2 separate regions of the Homo sapiens genome follow, and region 1 is linked to region 2. A link is an interaction called in ENCODE POLR2A ChIA-PET data of the cell type or tissue named here. Cell type or tissue: MCF 10A. All regions are shown on one strand. Each heading gives the region's core, and the rest is flanking DNA. Links, peaks and the distances in the headings are about the cores only. Region 1 overlaps MSL2 (MSL complex subunit 2). Region 2 overlaps PPP2R3A (protein phosphatase 2 regulatory subunit B''alpha).

Region 1 (2,500 bases), core at 1-2,500, 51 kb after region 2:
AAGCCAAATTTCAACCTAATTGCAAAGTTTGAAGGGCTTTTTCCCTCCCTCACCTCTTCCTCTGAGGCTGTCATAAACACCTACATGTAAGTCACCAGGCAGGAAAGAATGTGAAGCAGAAGAAATACAAAACTGTAAAAGAAAAAACAATGTCTTCCCTAAAAAGTTTATTATATGTATCAAGAAAATCAGACTGATACAAAATCTGCACTCAAAGGAGATATAAGTATCTTATGACTGGAACAAAGGTTTACAGAAGGTTTAGACAAGAAAGATAACTTTTTTATTTTTTTGAGCCGGAGTTTCACTCTGTTGCCCAGTCTGGAGTGCAGTGGTGCGATCTCGGCTCACTGCAACCTCTGCCTCCCAGGTTCAAGCAATGTCTGGAGATCGGCCTCAGCCTCCTGAGTAACTGGGATTACAGGCACCTGCCACCACACCCAGCTAATTTGTGTATTTTTAGTAGAGATGGGGTTTCACTATGTTGGCCAGGCTGGTCTCCAACTCCTGACCTCAAGCGATCCGCCCACCTTGGCCTCCCAAAGTGCTGGGATTACAGGCACCTGGCCAGAAGTAACTTTTTGCTGCAGTGAGCAAGGAAGACTTCACCAAGGAGGCAGGGAGTTGAGTTAGGCCTTTAGAAAAAAGTAGTGTTTTAGGCAGAAGAAAATTAAGAAAGCAAAGATAAAAAAAAAAAGAAAAAGATATAAAAAAGCATGTTTGAAAGGACAAAAATATCAATCCAGTTAAAAGAGAATTATGTAAAACCACAGTTGAATAAAAGGATGAAAAGGTAGTAGCGGGTCAAATCTACAGGACGTGTTGAAACAAATTCCCTAATTAAGCATTACAACAGAATTAAACTTCATTTTTACAAATGCATTATCTTCATGAAATAAGACTGCCCATCCACGAATTTGAATGCACTAATGCTTTTCAGCTAAGGAAAAAAGTCTAGTACATACCTGGTACAAAAATATGTCAATGCTGGGCTGAATTCAAATAACTGATTTTTTTTCTATGTCTTTATAATCATAGACTTACGTCCAAAGAGATGGGAGGAAAAAAACCTGAACCTACATCCCTATTACTGAAACCATGCCAGCTACTCAATCATAAGGGAGAAGCAGAACTCACGATCTTTTCCATAGGATGATGTGAAATAAGAAAGCCCTGTCAGAAAAATTCCCCTTGTGTTGCCAAGACTGACAAAAAATAAAAATAAAAAAGGCTCCAGTTGGACTTTTAAATGTAGTGGGTTTTTTTTATCTTTAATTCCATTATTTAAAGTCCAGGTTAGAACTTGGGAAAATGTTCAATTAGACCACCACTACCATCCGAAAGCTATTAATAGGAACTTAAAACCTCTGAGGTTCTTAACAGTTTTAGGATAGTGGTGGTCTGCACAACTCAAAACTACCATTTCCCACTTAAATTAGAGAGCTAAGTTTCACCCATCTAGTAAACAGGGGACCTACCAGATTCTACAAATGTTAACTGATAATGACATCACTCTCAAATGCTGTTTCAGCAGGACAGAGTGGGCCCTTCCTCTTCCCCCTACCTCACCATAGTAGCACCCTACGGCCGGCACCAAAGGAAAAGAAAAAAAAAAGTATATGGAGAAGGAAGTTATGGCAGCTCCATTTCCTCAGTCCTCAAACCATCAAAATATGTGAGGACATTAAAAAAAAAAAGCACTCCATAAAAGTGGGAGTAGAGTGAGAGGTTACCATGAAACCAGGCAAACTCTTGATACACTTACATTTGTAAAACTTAAGCTGAAAGGAAACTGAATCTAGCCGAAAATTATCATTTTACACATCAAGAAACTGAGGCCCAGGGCAGTTAGGTGATTTGCCCTGGGCGACTATTCCTCTAAGGTGTTAAGTGTCTGTCACCAGTCAGAGTAGCACTTAATGACTTACTCAGTTACTTAAATGTTTATGACCTTAAGTACCTGTCTTGCAAAAAACACCACCGCCACCTCTTCTGCACCCATTCAGTGTCTTGCTTCAGGATCTAGATAGAGAATGCTGGATAAACCTCAAATGAATATTATTTCTCCCTTCAGCCACAACTGTCCCAAATTACTCTTCTTCCTTTATCTACTTTTAAATAAAGTGGAAACCTTAACGTGCCTGAATTTCCCAGGTTCTGACTAAACAAGTGGATCATCAAAACTTCAAAATTTAGGATAGAATATTAAGTGGAGCATGCATATTACTGCTTTGGCAGTTGCCCTTTCTTTTGTATTAACGTTTCAGTCCAGGTTTTTCGAAAAGCAAGTAATTATTACACACGCACAGTTAACATTCAAATTATCACTTTTGAGATATTTTCCTTAGACAATTTAGCATATCTCTTCTATCTTAAAAATTAAAGTATCCTACCCACCACGAGTTAATTTTTTTTAACAAAAACATCTAAAATAACCCTCGACAAAGCCAAAGTATATTAAACCACAAAATGAAAAAGTGGTAAGTAAAAGTCTCACCAG
Region 2 (17,432 bases), core at 10,811-13,310:
ATTGCTATAAAGAGAATAAAATACCTAGGAATCCCACTTACAAGGGATGTGAAGGACCTCTTCAAGGAGAACTACAAATCACTGCTCAATGAAATAAAAGAGAACACAAACAAATGGAAGAATATTCCATGCTCATGGATAGGAAGAATCAATATCATGAAAATGGCCATACTGCCCAAAGTAATTTATAGATGCAGTGCCATCCCCTTCAAGCTACCAATGACTTTCTTCACAAAATTGGAAAAAACTACTTTAAAATTCATATGGAACCAAAAAAGAGCCTGCATTGCCAAGACAATCCTAAGCAAAAAGAACAAAGCAGGAGGCATCATGCTACCTGACTTCAAACTATACTACAAGGCTTCAGTAACAAAAACAGCATGATACTGGTACCAAAACAGATGTATAGACCAATGAAACAACAGAGTCCTCAGAAATAACACCACACATCTACAACCATCTGATCTTTGACAAACCTGACAAAAACAAGAAATGGGGAAAGGATTCCCTATTTAATAAATGGTGCTGGGAAAATTGGCTAGCCATATGCAGAAAGCTGAAACTGGATCCCTTCCTTACACCTTATACAAAAGTTAATTCAAGATGGATTAAAGACTTAATTAAGTTAGACCTAAAACCATAAAAACCCTAGAAGAAAACCTAGGCAATACCATTCAGGACATAGGCATGGGCAAGGACTTCATGATTAAAACACCAAAAGCAATGGCAACAAAAGCCAAAATTGACAAATGGGATCTAATTAAACTAAAGAGCTTCTGCACAGCAAAAGAAACTACCATCACCATCAGAGTGAACAGGCAACCTACAGAATGGGAGAAAATTTTTGCAATCTACCCACCTGACAAAGGGCTAATATCCAAAATCTACAAAGAACTCAAACAAATTTACAAGAAAAAAACAACCCCATCAAAAAGTAGGCAAAGGATATGAACAGACACTTCTCAAAAGAAGACACCTATGCAGCCAACAGACACATGAAAAAATGCTCATCATCACTGGTCATCAGAGAAATGCAAATCAAAACCACAATGAGATATCATCTCATGCCAGTTAGAATGGCAATCATTAAAACGTCAGGAAACAACAGATGCTGGAGAGGATGTGGAGAAATAGGAATGCTTTTACACTGTTGGTGGGAGTGTAAATTAGTTGAACCATTGTGGAAGACGGTGTGGCGATTCCTCAACGATCTAGAACTAGAATTACCATTTGACCCAACAATCCCATTACTGGGTATATACCCAAAGGATTATACATCATGCTGCTTAGACACATACACACATATAAACATATTGTGGCACTATTTGCAATAGCAAAGACTTGGAACCAACCCAAATGTCCATCAGTGATAGACTGGATTAAGAAAATGTGGTACATATACACCATGGAATACTATGCAGCCATAAAAAAGGATGAGTTCATGTCCTTTGCAGGGACATGGATGAAGCCGAAAACCATCATTCTCAGCAAACTGCCACAAGGACAGAAAACCAAACACCGCATGTTCTCACTCATAGGTGGGAATTGAACAATGAGAACATATGGACACAGGGCGGGGAACATCACACACCAGGGCCTGTCAGGGGGTGGGGGGGGCTGGGGGAGGGATAGCATTGGGAGAGATACCTAATGTAAATGATGAGTTGATGGCTGCAGCAAACCACCATGGCACATGTATACCTATGTATCAAATCTGCACGTTGTGCACATGTACCCTAGAACTTTAAGTATAATAAAAAAAAAACGAATGCCTTTTTCCTGAGATCAAGAACCAGGCAAGGATGTTTCTATTCCTCACTGTTTCTACTCAACAATTGTAACTGGGGGGTCCTAGCCAGGGCAGTAAGGCAAGAAAAAAACTTTTTAAAGGCATTCAGATTGGAAAGGAAGATGTAAAACTGTATATTCACAGATGATGTGACCTACAAATTGAAAACTAAGGAATCTACATAAAAGATACCAGTGCTATTAAGTGAATTAGCACAATCTCAGAATACAAGCTCAATACACAAAAATCAGTAGTACAGTATTTCTATATACTAGCAATGAGCCCCTCCAGTGATGAAATTGAAATAAAAAGAATAATTCTATTCACAGTCATATCAAAAAGAATATGAAAAATAGGAATAAATATAATAAAATAATAATACTTGTACAATGAAACTAAAAAAACAATGCTGAGAGAAATTAAAGAAGACCTAAATAACTGGAAAGATTAGAAGGCTCAGCGTTGTTAAAATGTCAATTATCCCCAAATCGATGTACGGATTTAACATAATCCCTATCAAAATCCCGGCAGACTTTTGGTGTAGAAATTAGTAAACTAATCCTAAAACTTGTATAGAAAATGAAAAATATCTAGAATAGCCAAAACACTTTTTTAAAAGAACAAAGTTGAAGGACTAGATTACCTGATTTCAAAATGTACTGTAAACCAATCATCAAGACATTGTAGCACTGGTATATATATACACAGAGATCAGTGTAACACTCCAACTAATTTTCAACCAAAAGAGAAAAGATAGTCTTTTCAAAAATGATGCTAAAATAATTGGATATCCATGTGCCAAAAAGAACCCCAATCCATATCTTGTGCTAAATATAAAAATAATTAAAAAGGAATCATAGAACTAACTGTAAGGGCTAAAACTACAAAGCTTCTGGAATAAAACAAAGGAAAATCTTTGTGACCTTGGGTTGGGCAAGAGTAATTTTTAAAAATTGATACATTGGACTTCCTTCAAAATTAAAAACGATTGCTCTTCAGAAGACACCATTAAGAAAATGAAAAAACAGACCAGGAGAAAATATTTCCAAAACATTCTGATAAAGAACTCATATCCAGAATATGTAAAGAACTCTAAATAACAAAAAGACTAATATCTCAATTTTTTAAATAGAACATGTGAATACACACTAAAAAGGAGGTACAAACAGTAAATAAGTGTATGAAAAGATGTTCTGTATTATTAGACATTAGGAAATTGCAAATTAAAACCTCAGTGAGATATACTACACAGCCACTTGAACAACTAAAATCACCAGTTGGCAGTAATGTGGAGAAACCAAAACTCTCATACATTGGGCTGGTAAGGATGTAAAACTATACAGCTTCTTTAGAAAAGTTTGGCAGTTTCTTAAAAAGTTAAACATACATTTGGCTTATGAATCAATAATCTCACTCCTAGAAATCTACCTAAGAGAAAAGCTCACCCAGTGTTCATAACAGCATTATTCCTAGTAGCTCAAAACTGGAAATAATCCACATGTCCATCAAACTGGTGAACTGATAAAGCAAAATACATCTTTTCATGAGAGACTTTCAAGCAAGGACAAAAATAAATATGTATATATATATATTTTTAAATATATGTATTTTTTATAACATTCCACCATATGATGGTGAGCTGAGATTGTGCCATTGCACTCCAGCCTGGGGAACAAGAGTGAAACTCCATCTCAAAAAAAAAAAAAAAAAAGAAATTTACTAAAATGCACTGAACACTTAAAATTGGTAAAATCTATGGTATGTAAATTAACCTAAATAAAGCTGTTTTTAAAAAAGCAAGAGCCAAAAAACTTCAGCTTATTAAATTGGCAGCAATTTTTAAAACATAAGTTTTAAGGATAATATTCAATAAATGTTTGCATTACTACTGTATATTAAGCATTATTGGATACTGGCAAATGCAAGACAGGATGGGAAGACAGACAGATGCAGTTAAAATATAGTGTCTTCACTGCTGTCTCATAGAAGAAACAAATTGCAGAAACACCTCACTCTAGGCTTACTGCAGGAAGACACGCACTTTCAAACATTGCTGGTAAAAGCATATTGCCCCAGTGTCCCTGGAAAGTAATTTGACAATATGTAGCAACAACTTGAATTTATGCCCTTTGACTCCCTGATAGTAATTCTGAGTATCTATTGTAAATAATCAGAAATTTGGATAGAATTGTGTAATCTAAACAATTGGCACTGGTCACAGGTAATTCTAAAATAAATTCAAAGCAACACAAATGTTCAATATAGAATGGTTAAATAAGTCATGGTATCTGTGTCATAACATGCAGCTATTGAAATGTACTTGAAAATTTTTAATTTCATAGAAAAATCCAGATTACAAAATTGTGATATAATCTCAGTACTTAAAATGTGTGTATGTATATACACAAGCTAAAAGATAACACCCCAAAATATTAACAGTCATTAACTCTGGGCTGTGGAATTGCAAGTAATTTGGTTTTTTATACTGTTCTATAATTTATAAAGGTTCATGTAATGAGCGTGTACTGTATTACTTTAACAAATGGGAAAAAATTATTTTTCTCCTTTATCTGTTTATATAGGTAATACATGTTCATTGCAGAAGAGTTAGAATATAAACAAAAATCTACACCTAAAATTCACCACCCAAAGACAGGCTGTTTTATCACTTTGGAGTATACCCTTCTATACATTTCTGTGCAACTAGATCATGTATTTTACAAAAAATATTACTATTGTTTTATAACCTGCTTTAAAGGAAGAAGAAATAGATAGCAGATCTAAACAAATAGACATGTTCATCTGAAAAGAGAAACTAGTGGCATCTAAAGAGAATAAATAATTGGCTCAAGCGAAAGTTTTTTTCAAGTTGTGGTAGCACTGAGAGAACGTGCCAGTGGAAGGAAGAAAGAGGAGGCAGGGGGTTGCAGACAGAAGCACAGGTGAGGAGGGGTCACAAGAGGAGACGCAGAGACCAGCTGGAGTGAAATTCAACCGTTGTATATGAGAGGCTCTTGCTGCTTGCTGGATACCCCACTTCTGTTGTGGGAGATAAGATAAGGCCTACACAGAACACATGTGGGTTATGAGGTCCCAAGGGGCAAGGAGGCTTACAACAGCCACAGTCTATAGAGCAAGCACTAGAATGTGAACAAAGGAAAGGAAAGGAAAAAGCCCGTTTACAGGAATAACAACTGACCAACTCGTGCAAAAGCAAGGCCAGACCTAAATTCCCAAGGCTAAATCAACTAGGGTTTCATCTCAAGAAAGAATCACAGATATGTCAGGGAGAGTCTAATTGTCAAACAGAAATTGCCAGACTCAGGTATCAGAAAGGGAGGAATGTTAGTACCACAGAAAGACCAGAGGCTTAGGAGCCAGACAGATCTGGTCCACTCACCAGCTGGGCAGGTTACTTGACTCCTGAGGCTCAGTTTCAGAAGGCATCAGCATCCACTTCCTGAGGTGGTTGTGAGAATCTAAGATATTATATGTAAACACCTGGCACATGGCTCATGATAAATAGTAGCTATTACTACTCCATATAGGAGAAATACAATGTAACATCATGGGCCCACTGCAGTGGCTCACGCCTGTAATCTCAACACTTTGGGAGGCCGAGGCAGGCAGATGAGGCCAGGAGTTCGAGACCTGCCTGGCCAACATGGCAAAACCCCATCTCTACTAAAAGTTAGCTGGGCGTGGTGATGTGTGCCTATAATCCCAGCTACTTGGGAGGCTGGGGCGGGAGGATCATTTGAATGAACCTAGGAAGGAGGTGGAGGTTGCAGTGAGCTGTGATCATGCCATTGCACTCCAGCCTGGGCAACAGAGCAAGACTCCGTCTCAAAAAAAAAAAAAAAAAAAAAAAAAAAATTATATATATATATATATATAAAAAACATCATGGTTAAGAGCATGAAATTTGAAGTTAGACGAACCTAACTTCAAATCCTTGCTTTATCACACAAGCTGTGTAATCTCAGGCATCCAAGCCTCAGCATCCTCTATAAAAATAAGGGTACGACTTGGCACACTGAGCTGTTTTAAGGATTAAATAAGACAGTGTATATAATATAAGGCCCTTAGGCATAGTGTCTGTGTAATCAATAAACAATGGCTATTTATTGCTACCACTTTTGTGATCACATTACCTAACCTCTCTGAAGTAGAGTTTATTCAGCTGTAACATTAGCATTCTATCCCTTATCTTGTTCCCTTCACTCCTAGGGCACATTTTACTGCTTGACACAGTAAATATCTGTTGCATGAACAGCAGGATTGTACTGAGAATTAAGAGATAATGTATATAATGAATCTAACAGTGTCTGGTATATTAATGCTAAAAAAAAATGGAGCTATTTGTTTTACCATTAGATTGTGAGCTCCTCAGGGGCCAAGAACGTTTTCTTAGTCTTGTAGTCCCAGCACCTGGCAAACTGTTACGTAGGAGGTCCTCAGCAAATGTTTACTGAAAGGCACAGACCACAGCAATACAGCAGCCACCCTCACTACAAGGATATCTACAGTAGTCCAGATGATTTGGCCCTCCAAAAACAACTTAAAATCCTCCACCTACTTTACCATCTAACAACAATCACAGGTAGCCATTGTGCTAAGCATCTGTACCTCCTGATTTCAAGACTGGTACTTATGTAATGTCTTCAGTAAGTAACCTCGTAATCACTGCAGGTCTCAGTGAGGTGAAGCAAGACCAAAGCTTCCGTAAGTATGAGGCTGTAAACATTGCAAATTAACATGTCTAGCACACAAAGTGATCACAGCATACAACAGCATTTATATAAACTCAACCCTCGTAAGAGAAGCCAGAAAGACAGGGTACCAGTTACTTAATCCAAGTCAACTAAATGTGTTACCTATATGAAGATAACAGGTTATGATACCATATTTATAATTAACATTCTTATGGTTTATGCAATGGAGTACATTAAAAACACCACAGAAATTATGTAAAGAAGGCTAAAGGGTCTTCCATGTTACTATCCTAAGAAACTGAGACCCTCAATAATCAGAAACAAGCTTTTCTGCCAATTTGACTAATACTTGAAAAAATGGAAAATATAAAGAGATTAAAATCACTCTTGGTTCAATGATCCAGGGATAACCATTATTTTATACTTGGTATATTTCTTTTTAACACTTGTTACTAATGTGTTCAAAAACAGGAATTTTAGTGCTTCAGTGTTCTCAAGCAGTAACTCACATCCATTTCCCTATTATTGGACATTTGGGCAGATTAGAACTGTTTTCTATTGAATGTTTTTAAAGGCAGCTTTTTCCTTTATATTAAAAATATATGAATTACTCTGTCAGAGATTTTTTTTTTTTTTTTTTTTTTTTTGAGATGGAGGCTCGCTCTGTCGCCTAGGCTGGAGTGCAGTAGCGCGATCTCCGCTCACTGCAAGCTCCGCCTCCCAGGTTCAGGCCATTCTCCTGGCTCAGCCTACCGAGTAGCTGGGACTACAGGCGCCTGCAAGCACACCCGGCTAATTTTTTGTATTTTTAGTAGAGACGGGGTTTCACCGTGTTAGCCAGGACGATCTCGATCTCCTGACCTCGTGATCCGCCCACCTGGGCCTCCCAAAGTGCTGGGATTACAGGCGTGAGCCACCGCGCCCGGCCTCTGTCAGAGATCTACATTTACATCCATCAGCACTGGAAACTAAGGCACTATAGGTAAAGAAAGCCAGCCAGAAACCCATTAGAGCAATCGTCCAGGAATGTAACTAGTGAGAAGTATGAAGCCCAACTCTCCTCAGTGAGGTGGGAGAATGTAGGAGAGGAACAGGGAAACAGGGAGAATGGAGGCTTGTGTGTATATATTAGGGTATAGGGAAAGAAAAAGAAGGAATGACATGAATTAATATTCTAAAACATGAGTTATAATATTACAGATATATGAGTTTAGAATTATTTTTTAATGCTTAATAAACAGAGCCTCTACGTGGGCCTGAAGTTAATGTTTTATTTTTTTCCACATTGAACGAACCATATCAAAGCCCAATTTTAATTTATTTCAACAGATATTTACTGGTACCTACTCTATGCCAGGCACTGTGCTTGGTAATAAACATGAATTCAGACCGCGTCCTTCCAGTTCATAATTAGAATATATTTAGCCCACATTTTTATGCTGTCTACATCCACAATGAGTAAGAATTAACAGTTGATAGCTCATGATTCTGAAGAACTGCAAGAGTTCCTTTAACCATCAAAACTGAAGTGAAATCTACTTCCTGGGACAGGAAAGCAAGTGGTACATATTAGGAAACTTCAACAAGAGTTGAAACTAAAGATTTTCTGGTCACTGGATGGGTTAAGGAAATTCAGTGAACCAAATATCCAACTTCCAAAATTTCAGCTAATCCATTTTATATAAGTGGCTTAGGATATCTATTTTTAACTTAAAAGTATAAAGATAAATCACACACTTGTATTTCTGAAGCATTATAGACTCCAAACTAGAGAAATATTGAATTTTTTTTTTTTTTTTTTTTTTTTTTTTTTTTTTTGAGACAGTTTCGCTCTTGTCATCCAGGCTGGAGTGCAGTGGCACAATCTCAGCTCACAGCAACCTCCACCTCCCAGGTTCAAGCGATTCTCCTGCCTCAGCCTCCCGAGTAGCTGGGATTACAGGCATGCACCACCACGCCCAGCTAATTTTGTATTTTTAGTAGAGACAGGGTTTCTCCATGTTGGTCAGGCTGGTCTCGAACTCCCAACCTCAGGTGATCTGCCCACATTGGCCTCCCCCAAAGTGCTGGGATTACAGGCATGAGTCACCATGCCAGGCCAAAATATTGAACATTTTATTCTATGCCTATAGGTACCATGTGTCTTAGATATGCCCAGATAATCCCTGAATCAAATATTCTATTCCTTTGTCCCTGTAAATAGTCAGAATCCTGGAAACTGGAATCAAAACATAACTCCCAGACAACACCCTGAAACTGCATACAATCCTTTGTCAAACAATTTATGTCCCAGTCATTATCTCTGCTCATTCCAACTTTTATATTTCCATCCCAGGAATCTGCAGAGCCCGCCTTAATGCTTTTGCCCAGAAACTGCTCATCTGAAAGGGAAGACTTACTTAGGGAAGTAAGTTTCTAAAGGCAGTGGTGTTGCTGGCCAAATTACATGAACCACCATATCCCCTCATGCTAACAAAACTATGTTAGAGAATTTGTTCTCAGGCTAGGTGCGGTGGTTCACACCTGTACTCCCAGCCCTTTGGGAGGCCGAGGGGGGGGATCATGAGGTCAGGAGATCGAGGCCATCCTAGCCAACATGGTGAAACCCCATCTCTACTAAAAATACAAAAGTTAGCTGGGCATGGTGTTATGTGCCTGTAATCCCAACTACTCACGTGGCTGAGGCAGGAGAATCGCTTGAACCTCGGAGGCAGAGGTTGCAGTGAGCCGAGATCACGCCACTGCCCTCCAGCCTGGTGACAGAGCGAGACTCCATCTCAAAAAAAAAAAAAAAAAAGAGTTTGTTCTCAGCTGGGCATGGTGGCTCAAGCCTGTAATCCCAACATTTTTGGAGGCCGAGGCAGGCGGATCACCTGAGGTTGGGAGTTCAAGACTAGCCTGGCCAACATGGTGAAAACCCTATCTCTACTAAAAATAAAAAAAATTAGCTAGGTGTGGTGGTGCATGCCTGTAATCCCAGCTACTCAGGAGGCTGAGGCAGGAGAATCGCTTGAACCCAGGAGGTGGAGGTTGCAGTGAGCTGAGATAGTGCCACTGCACTCCAGTCTGAGCAACAGAGCGAGACTCTGTCTCAAAAAAAAAAAAAAAAAAGAATATGTTCTCAATTTGATACCTATGATTTCTAGTAAATTGTTTGTGAACCCTGTGAGTTCTGCTTTAATCCTCTGACCCCTCTGTTCATTCAAAAATGGCCAGTTAACAGAAAACACCTAATAAAATAATCTTCATTTGAGCCCCGGGGAATACCACTGAACCCAGAAGTGGCCATGCAGAAGGAGTCAGTTAACATACTTTGTTCTCCACGTTCTCAAGAATTCCTGGAGAGCAGGATAAAGATTAAGGTTCTAACAGATCTGACTCAAGATGAATTGTGAGGCCAAGCTCAGTAGCTGACACCTATAATTCCCAGCACTTTGGGAGGCCAAGGCAGGAGGATTCCTTGAGCCTAGGAGTTTGAGGCTAAGATCATGCCACTGTACTCCAGCCTGGGTGACAGAGTGAGACTCTTTAAAAAAAAAAAAAAAAAAAAAACCCGGGCTCAGTGGCTCACGCCTGTAATAATGTCAGCACTTTGGGAGACCGAGGCGGGCGGATCACCTGAGGTCGGGAGTTTGAGACCAGCCTGACCAACATGGAGAAACCCTGTCTCTACTAAAAATACAAAATTAGCCAGGTGTGGTGGCACATGCCTGTAATCGCAGCTACTTGGGAGGCTGAGGCAGGAGAATCGCTTGAACCCCGGAGGCAGAGTTTGCAGTGAGCCGAGATCGCGCCACTGCACTCCAGCCTGGGCAACAAGAACAAAACTCAGTCTCAAAAAAAAAAAAAAAGCCGGTTGTGGTGGCACACGCCTATAATCCCAGCTACTCAGGAGGCTGAGGCAGGATAATTGCTTGAACCTGGGAGGCGGAGGGTGCAGTGAGCCGAGATCACGCCGTTGCCCTCCTGGGCGACAGAGCGAGACTCTGTCTCAAAAATAAATGAATGAATGAATGATCATGAATGAATTCTGCACTCTTACCATTTTACTGACTCCAATCCTGTCCCGGCAACTCTACACATTGTTTCACAAGAGCATTAGGACATCACTTTCCATTCAGCAATTCATTTTGAGCACCTAGTGCCAATCACTGTACTATAGCCCAAGGAAATTAGTGAGTTACAAAACGGACACTTTACAATCAAGTGAGGAACAGATTTAATTATGTAAATATGAAGGAGACAAATAAATAAGATGAACCAGTAATGGACAAGGAGTTGCAACTTATGGTGCTGAGGGAAGAATTTTCTGAGTAGTTGATAACACCTAAAAGGTTGAAAAGAAAAAACAGCAAAAATGTCCTAGGCAGGGAGTAAAATATGTGACTGTGTGCAGTGATTTTGAGGCAGGAAACAGCATGTTGGGGAGATTTTTAAAGCCTAGTATGGCCAGAATATAGTGAGCAACAGAGGGAGATGTGGTTACAAAGTCTAGCAGGGGCCAGATCATGCAGGGCCTAGGGAAGCCACTGAAAATTGTTAAGCAAGGGAGTGATATAATCCCTACCCCTTAGGTTTTCTGAAGATTATTCTGCCAGATTAGTGGAAGTGCAAGAACAGAAGTAGGGAGACAAATAAGGAAGCCATTACATACATCTGAATCAGAGATGTGGTTAATTAATTCAGGAGTGAATAATCAGAAAACCTGTACATGACATCTCAGATTAAAAGATGAACACAAGCTAGCCAAAGAGGGAAGGGCATTTCAGGCAATTGAAAAACATGTACAGTGGCATTAGGTCCCAAGACCATAACCTATTCCAACACTATAAACAGCCTGGTATGGCAGTAGCAAAGGATATGTGGCAAGAGTGTAATCCAAACAAGAAAGTATGGTACCCTGAACTTAAGCCAGTGGTGGTAGGGAGGAAGAGGCAGGGTTGTATCCATATGGTCAACTGTAGTGAGGTGAGGAAAGAGGAACTTGGGATAACCGAGTTTCTGGCTTTGAGTGGGCAGATGACAGTGCCATTGACTAAAATAGGGAGAACCAGGGCAGTGGGAAAGATGAGTTCAAGTTTATACATGCTGCTGTTCTGAAAGAGCCATCTATATAGTAGGCAGCTGGATATATGGAGTTCTCCAGCTTAGAAAGAGGCTGAGGCTGGACATAGTTTGGAAACCACAGGTGAGTAGGCAGTGAGTAAAGCCATGGGAAAGACTAAGCTTACCAGGGAAGTACAAAACGAGAAGAGCTTATTAGTCCAGAACCTGGGACGCACTGGCATTGAAGGAGCAAGAGTTCTAAGATGGGTAATTTTATTGTGAGACATACGGCACATTGTAGGATGTTTAGCACCATCCCTGCACTCTACCCACTAGATGCCAGTAGGACCCACTCAGTGGTGACAGTCAAGACACAGACATGTCTCCAGACATGCCCAAATGTCCCCTGGCGGCGGGGGACAAAATCACCCTAGTTGAGAACCACCAAAATTAAGAGGAGTCTCCAGGATGCTGACAAAGGAGGGTTATTGAATGAACTTCCTTTTGCAAATGTTTTATTCAAAAATGACATACACAAAAATGTATAATCCCTCCCCCAATATAGGATTAGGTGTCACTCACCAACATGCCCAAAATCACATTAAGTGATCAAACCCAGATTGGAACCTGACTTTTATAGTCTGACTCCAAAGCCTGTGCTCTAAGCCTAAATCACTTAACCCCTAACTCCATAAGGTCTCCATTAGGCTTCAAGTGCTGTGAGGAGAGGGCTGATTCAGTCTTTTTCATCATTATAATCCTAGCATTTGGCTCTGACACTTAGCAACAGGAGTTCAAATATTTACTGAATGAGTCACACTTCACACTTAACTCTGAAAATATGCGTTATTCATAGACCTACACTGAGGTATTTAACACTGATAGCTTACAGACAACACGTTAGGGCACCAAGGGGAAGATGCTCCCATCCTGACAAGAAATCAGCAGCATTGGTTTTGAGAATTTTGTTCCCCAGAACAGAGGCTCTGCCATCAACCATTTCACTTGCATTAGCGGAAAGTTCCTCTCCTATTGCCTCCTTATCCAGCACATCCCATGCCGCATTGAGGCCTCAAGGAGATGGGGGAAGAGGAGTGGAAACAAGAATGGAATGGAATATTTTTATTAAATGAACAAATTATAACTTTTGACAGTATCATAAACTGGTAGTCATAGGGAACAATTTTCTATCAAGTAAGCTTTTTAAAAGGTTTAAACCTCTAACCTCTATTCAAAAATGTTGGCCTAGGCTGGGTGCAGTGGCTCACACCTTTAATCCCAGCACTTTGGGAGGCTGATGGGGGTGGATCACCTGAGGTCAGGAGTTGAAGACCAGCCTGGCCAACATGGCGAAACCCTGTTGCTACTAAGAAAACACAAAAACCAGCCAGGAGTGGTGATATACGTCCGTAATCCCTGCTTCTTGGGAGGCTGAGGCAGGAGAATTGCTTGAACCCAGAAAGCAGAGGTTGCAGTGAACCAAGATCATGCCACTGCACTCCAGCCTGGGCAACAGAGCAAGACTCCATCTCAAAAACAAAAAGATGTTGACTGGGCGCAGTGGCTCATGCCTGTAATCCCAGCATTTTGGGAGGCCGAGACAGGTGGATCACTTGAGGTTAGGAGTTCAAGACCAGTCTGGCAAACATGGTGAAACCCTGTCTCTACTGAAAATACAAAAATTACCCGGGCATGGTGGCACATGCCTGTAAATCCCAGCTACTCGGGAGGCTGAGGCAGGAGAATCACTTGAACTTGGGAGGCAGAGGTTGCAATGAGCCAAGATGGCCCCACTGTACTCCAGCCTGGGCGACACAGCGAGACTCCATCTCAAAAGAAAAAACACACACAATGTTTTAGGAACTTGAATAGGTGCCACTTACTGTATATACCTACCTCAGCATATTTTCCCTCACTAATTGGCCCCAATTGGTACCTTTTTGATGAAGGGACTGTATGTCCACAAATTCCTGCTTAAATATTGTGGGAGATCCCTGCAAGGGCTAAGCCAGTGATGTCAAATACTATAATAGACATTGCTGATGTACATTTTTCTGATGTACATATCTACATATGAGGCTCAGAGATATAGCCTCAGAATATTTATCAATATTTCAGGCAGCCACATCATTTCCAAGAGAAAATATTTCATCTCTGCCTAAAGCCAACCTTAGGGGTAGCCTGGAGGATACAGAATTCAGGGGATACCAGCAACACCTAAAAGGTTTAGCAGAAGGACATCTTCCCAGGATGAGTATCCAGGTCCAGGTATGCTATAGAGACCTAAAAAGTAGAATGATGGGAAATCCATAAATGCACTTTAGTCAGTTCAACCTACATACTTGAACATCTTTTTGTGTTGCTTGGAAGCCACGGAGGGAAGCTATAAAGCAATCTGAGAGTTGAGAAAGTTTGCCACTCTGGCCGACCAGTGGCTCAAGCCTGTAATCCCAGCACTTTGAGAGGCCAAAGTGGGCAGATCACCTGAGGTCAGGAGTTCCAGACCAGCCTGGCCAACATGGTGAAACCCCATCTCTACTAAAAATACAAAACTTAGCCAGGTGTGGTGGCGCATGCATGTAGTCCCAGCTACTGAGGAGGCTGAGGCAGGAGAATCGCCTGAACCTGGGAGGCAGAGGTTGCAGTGAGCCAAGATCGTGCCACTTCACTCCAGACTGGGTGACAGAGCAAGGCTCCGTCTCAAAAAAAAAAAAGGTTTGCCACTCTGAGTGGAAACCACTTTTAATAAGGTCAAGTAATGCTCATACTTCATGGACCTCAAATTTTTCTTTACCTAGCACCATCTGTAATTCTCTCACTCCCACCAACCACCCTAGGGAAAGCTTGATACGGAACATTTTCAACAAATTCTGACATGGACTTAAGCTTTAAGGAACAGGGAGAAGAATGTGTTTTCTGCTCTAGAGTGTTGCCTCCTTCACGGCAGTTGAGTTGCTCACGGCCTCCATTTAGCAATTCAAGGTACCTTTGTGGGCTGGTCTTGAGGCTCGGATTTGCCATATTGATTTCTACCCAAACTTTAATCAATCAATCAGTTAATTCACTTTTGCTTTGTTATTTCAGCTTTGAAGATTATGAAACAGATGAACCTGCCTCTCCCTCTGAATTTGGAAACAAAAGCAATAAAATATTAAGTGCAAGCCTTCCAGAGAAATGTGGAAAGCTTCAATCAGTGGATGAAGAATAGCTGCCGGTGTCTACAATGAAACGAAGATGTGTATTTTAAATGTTTCTTTCTTGTGAAGAGATGTTCTCGTTTGCATACTGCTTTTTAAAGACTTTGATTTCTCCAAGTGTGTATCATCTGCACTAGGAACTTTGTTTTTAAGCAATAGGTCTGGATACACATTTAACTTAGGAGGCTCCTCCAATTTGCCTCAAACCTCTTACGGAGCTTCTCCTCAGAAGTGGTACCATCGCCTTCCAAAGTCAGCACTCTACACTCTTGAATGTACCAAGGATCTCTTGGCGACAGTACCAAGCACGGTTCTCTACACAGGTGACTGAAGTTGCCTCTGTGTTGGCTGGCATCCCTGAGTCCCCTCCGGGCTCCTATGGAGCCTAGAAGAAACCTTCACTTGCAGAAAACTTGAGTCAGAAAATTCTGGAACTTGAAAAAGTAGTAAGGGCCTCCAGAATTGACTTAGCCCTAGTAATAAAAGCACTGCCAAAACATCTCAGAGACTTCTTTTATGTATACTGGAGTTCAAAGATCTTTAACTTACCTGGCTTAATGTAATTTCACAGTTACCTGCCAAACTACTAGTCACTTTACATCCTCAGGTATTGTAACCACTGGGCCTTCCAACTTTGCTGGCAAGCTCTGGTAACCTCCCTGACTGTGGATCTTATATAAAATCTCAAGATAAAAAAACACTTCTTAAATGAAGTATAGAATTTGACTCATACTTGGAAAAAGCCCTTTTAACTTTTATCTTTTATTCATTGAACTATTGAATGATGTATTTAATATCCAAATTAGTTGATAACTGTTTTCACTTCCTATCAGAAGGCCTGCTTGAAGACATAAAGGAATAATGATACATTAAAATTCTTACTAGATAGATATATTCCTTCCTCCCAGGAGTATTAGACTAGCTAATAGTAAAGGCCTCAACGTTATTCTTTACTTCATGTTGAAAACAATTACTACAGATATTTCATCCACCTCAGTATTTATCAAGGAAATGGAAAATGATACAGCTATAAAAGAAAGCTGTTATTTACTGTAGTTGTAGATGTATTCACTACAGAATCCTACATTTTTCAGCAGGCCACAGTCCAGCCAAATCCTATAATATCCTTGAAAAGAAACTATTAAAAAGGATAGACATTTCTGATGTAAGTAAAACCCCCAAGCAACTTAATATCCATCTGTCAGTCATCAACTTTTCCCCTAGATTTTTTTTTTAACTAGTTCTGAAAGTGTCAAGAATAGCTTCCCTTTCCACCCTACCTAGGTTCCCTCCTTGCTGGCATAAAGGCCAAGCAGTGAAATGAACCTTGGGTTAGAGTTATGGTAGGCAAAAAGAAAAGGAGAATTTAGGAAATAAATATGCTATAAACAAGGTACAGTACAGTGAGAGTTAACAATCCTAGGAATCCTGCCTGTCACAAGCTCCCAGTTCCCTGTCATTTTATCTTCATGATTAGAACTGATCTTCCATTTAACTATTACAGAAAGCAGTAACTATTGCAACTATCTAATAGTTCACACAAAAGAATTAAAAGCTTAAAAATAATTTTTAGGAAACACAATATTCAAAATCTAAACACACTGATAAATTATTAAGATTAAGATTATTTATGTGATAAATGAAATCTCCTACCAATCCATCCAGCCTTTACCAGGGAAGAAAAGCAATTATTTCATTTCAGATAGAAATACAAAAAAAAAAAAAATACTTTTCTTAGAAGCCAGATATGGTTTAAATGTTTTATTATCCATAATGATCTAAACTAATAAGATTCACCAAAAAGTAAAAATTCAATTTTACAATATACATTTTTTTTTTTAACTATTTGGCTTTACCTTTTTACCTTGGTTCTCCTTACTGAAGTCCTCTTGCTTTCACTTTGATCTGGTTTTTGAAGTCTCTTAATTATTGGCTGGGCATGGTGACTCATGCCTGTAATCCCGGCACTTTGGGAGGCCAAGGGAGGTGATCACTTGAGCCCAGGAGTAAAGACCAGCCTGGGCAACATAGTGAGACTCCGTCTCTACAAAAAATAAATTTAGCTGGGCATGGTGGTGCACATCTGTAGTCCTACCAACTTGGGAGGCTGAGGCAGGAGAATCGCTTGAGCCCCAGGCTTCGAGGCTGCAGTGAGCTATGATTACGACACTGCACTCCAGCCTAGGCGACAGAGCAAGACCCCATTCTCTTACAAAGTCTCTATTATAAAAGTACATCCATCAATACCATTCCATTTAAAATGGGCTATTGTAATTTACCCACATTATCACATTTTCAGGAATTATAAGAATGTGTTTTATTGTACTCCTTCCTTGGAGCTGAATGCAAGGAATGTGAATTCTGAGGAATTAAGGTAGAATATATTTGACTTTCTGGTAAAGATCATGGTTAAGTATAATCATTACTGCCAAACTGGAATTTTCAAGTTATTATAATATCCCAGGCCCCTTGATAAAAGCTGAGGGTTATCATGACCTTAATGCTAATTCAATGAGAAATGAGTTTAATAGCATAACATTACCAAGGTAATCAAACTAATAAAATTCCATATATCTTCCCTGCATCTTGTCACTGTGTACCATTCAAAGTGTTTATAAAACTCTAGATTCATCAAATGAGATTTGCTCAGCTTTTTGAAATGTTAAGATGTGTTTGGAGAAGGCT

Evidence for each region. Peaks named below come from ENCODE experiments on the same cell type or tissue, not always from the same donor. Only the 100,000 strongest peaks of a DNase experiment are listed, where the experiment ranks them.
Region 1: POLR2A ChIA-PET joins it to region 2 with 16 read pairs; 23 of 35 experiments call an interaction of 5 or more read pairs at or near these places.

What each region holds. Positions count from the first base shown.
Region 1 is chr3:136,191,898-136,194,397 of GRCh38, forward strand. The region is part of intron 1 of MSL2 (MSL complex subunit 2); the gene reads right to left. Among named protein-coding and RNA genes, the nearest start is that of MSL2, 3.2 kb to the right of the region's middle. In MCF 10A, for the core only: no CTCF peak of the experiment used is centred there; no DNase peak of the experiment used is centred there.
Region 2 is chr3:136,130,409-136,147,840 of GRCh38, forward strand. It overlaps PPP2R3A (protein phosphatase 2 regulatory subunit B''alpha), which reads left to right. Exons shown (of 14, transcript NM_002718.5): 14 at 14,635-17,432. The coding sequence ends at 14,758. Among named protein-coding and RNA genes, the nearest start is that of MSL2, 57 kb to the right of the region's middle. In MCF 10A, for the core only: no CTCF peak of the experiment used is centred there; a DNase peak (open chromatin) is centred at 12,343.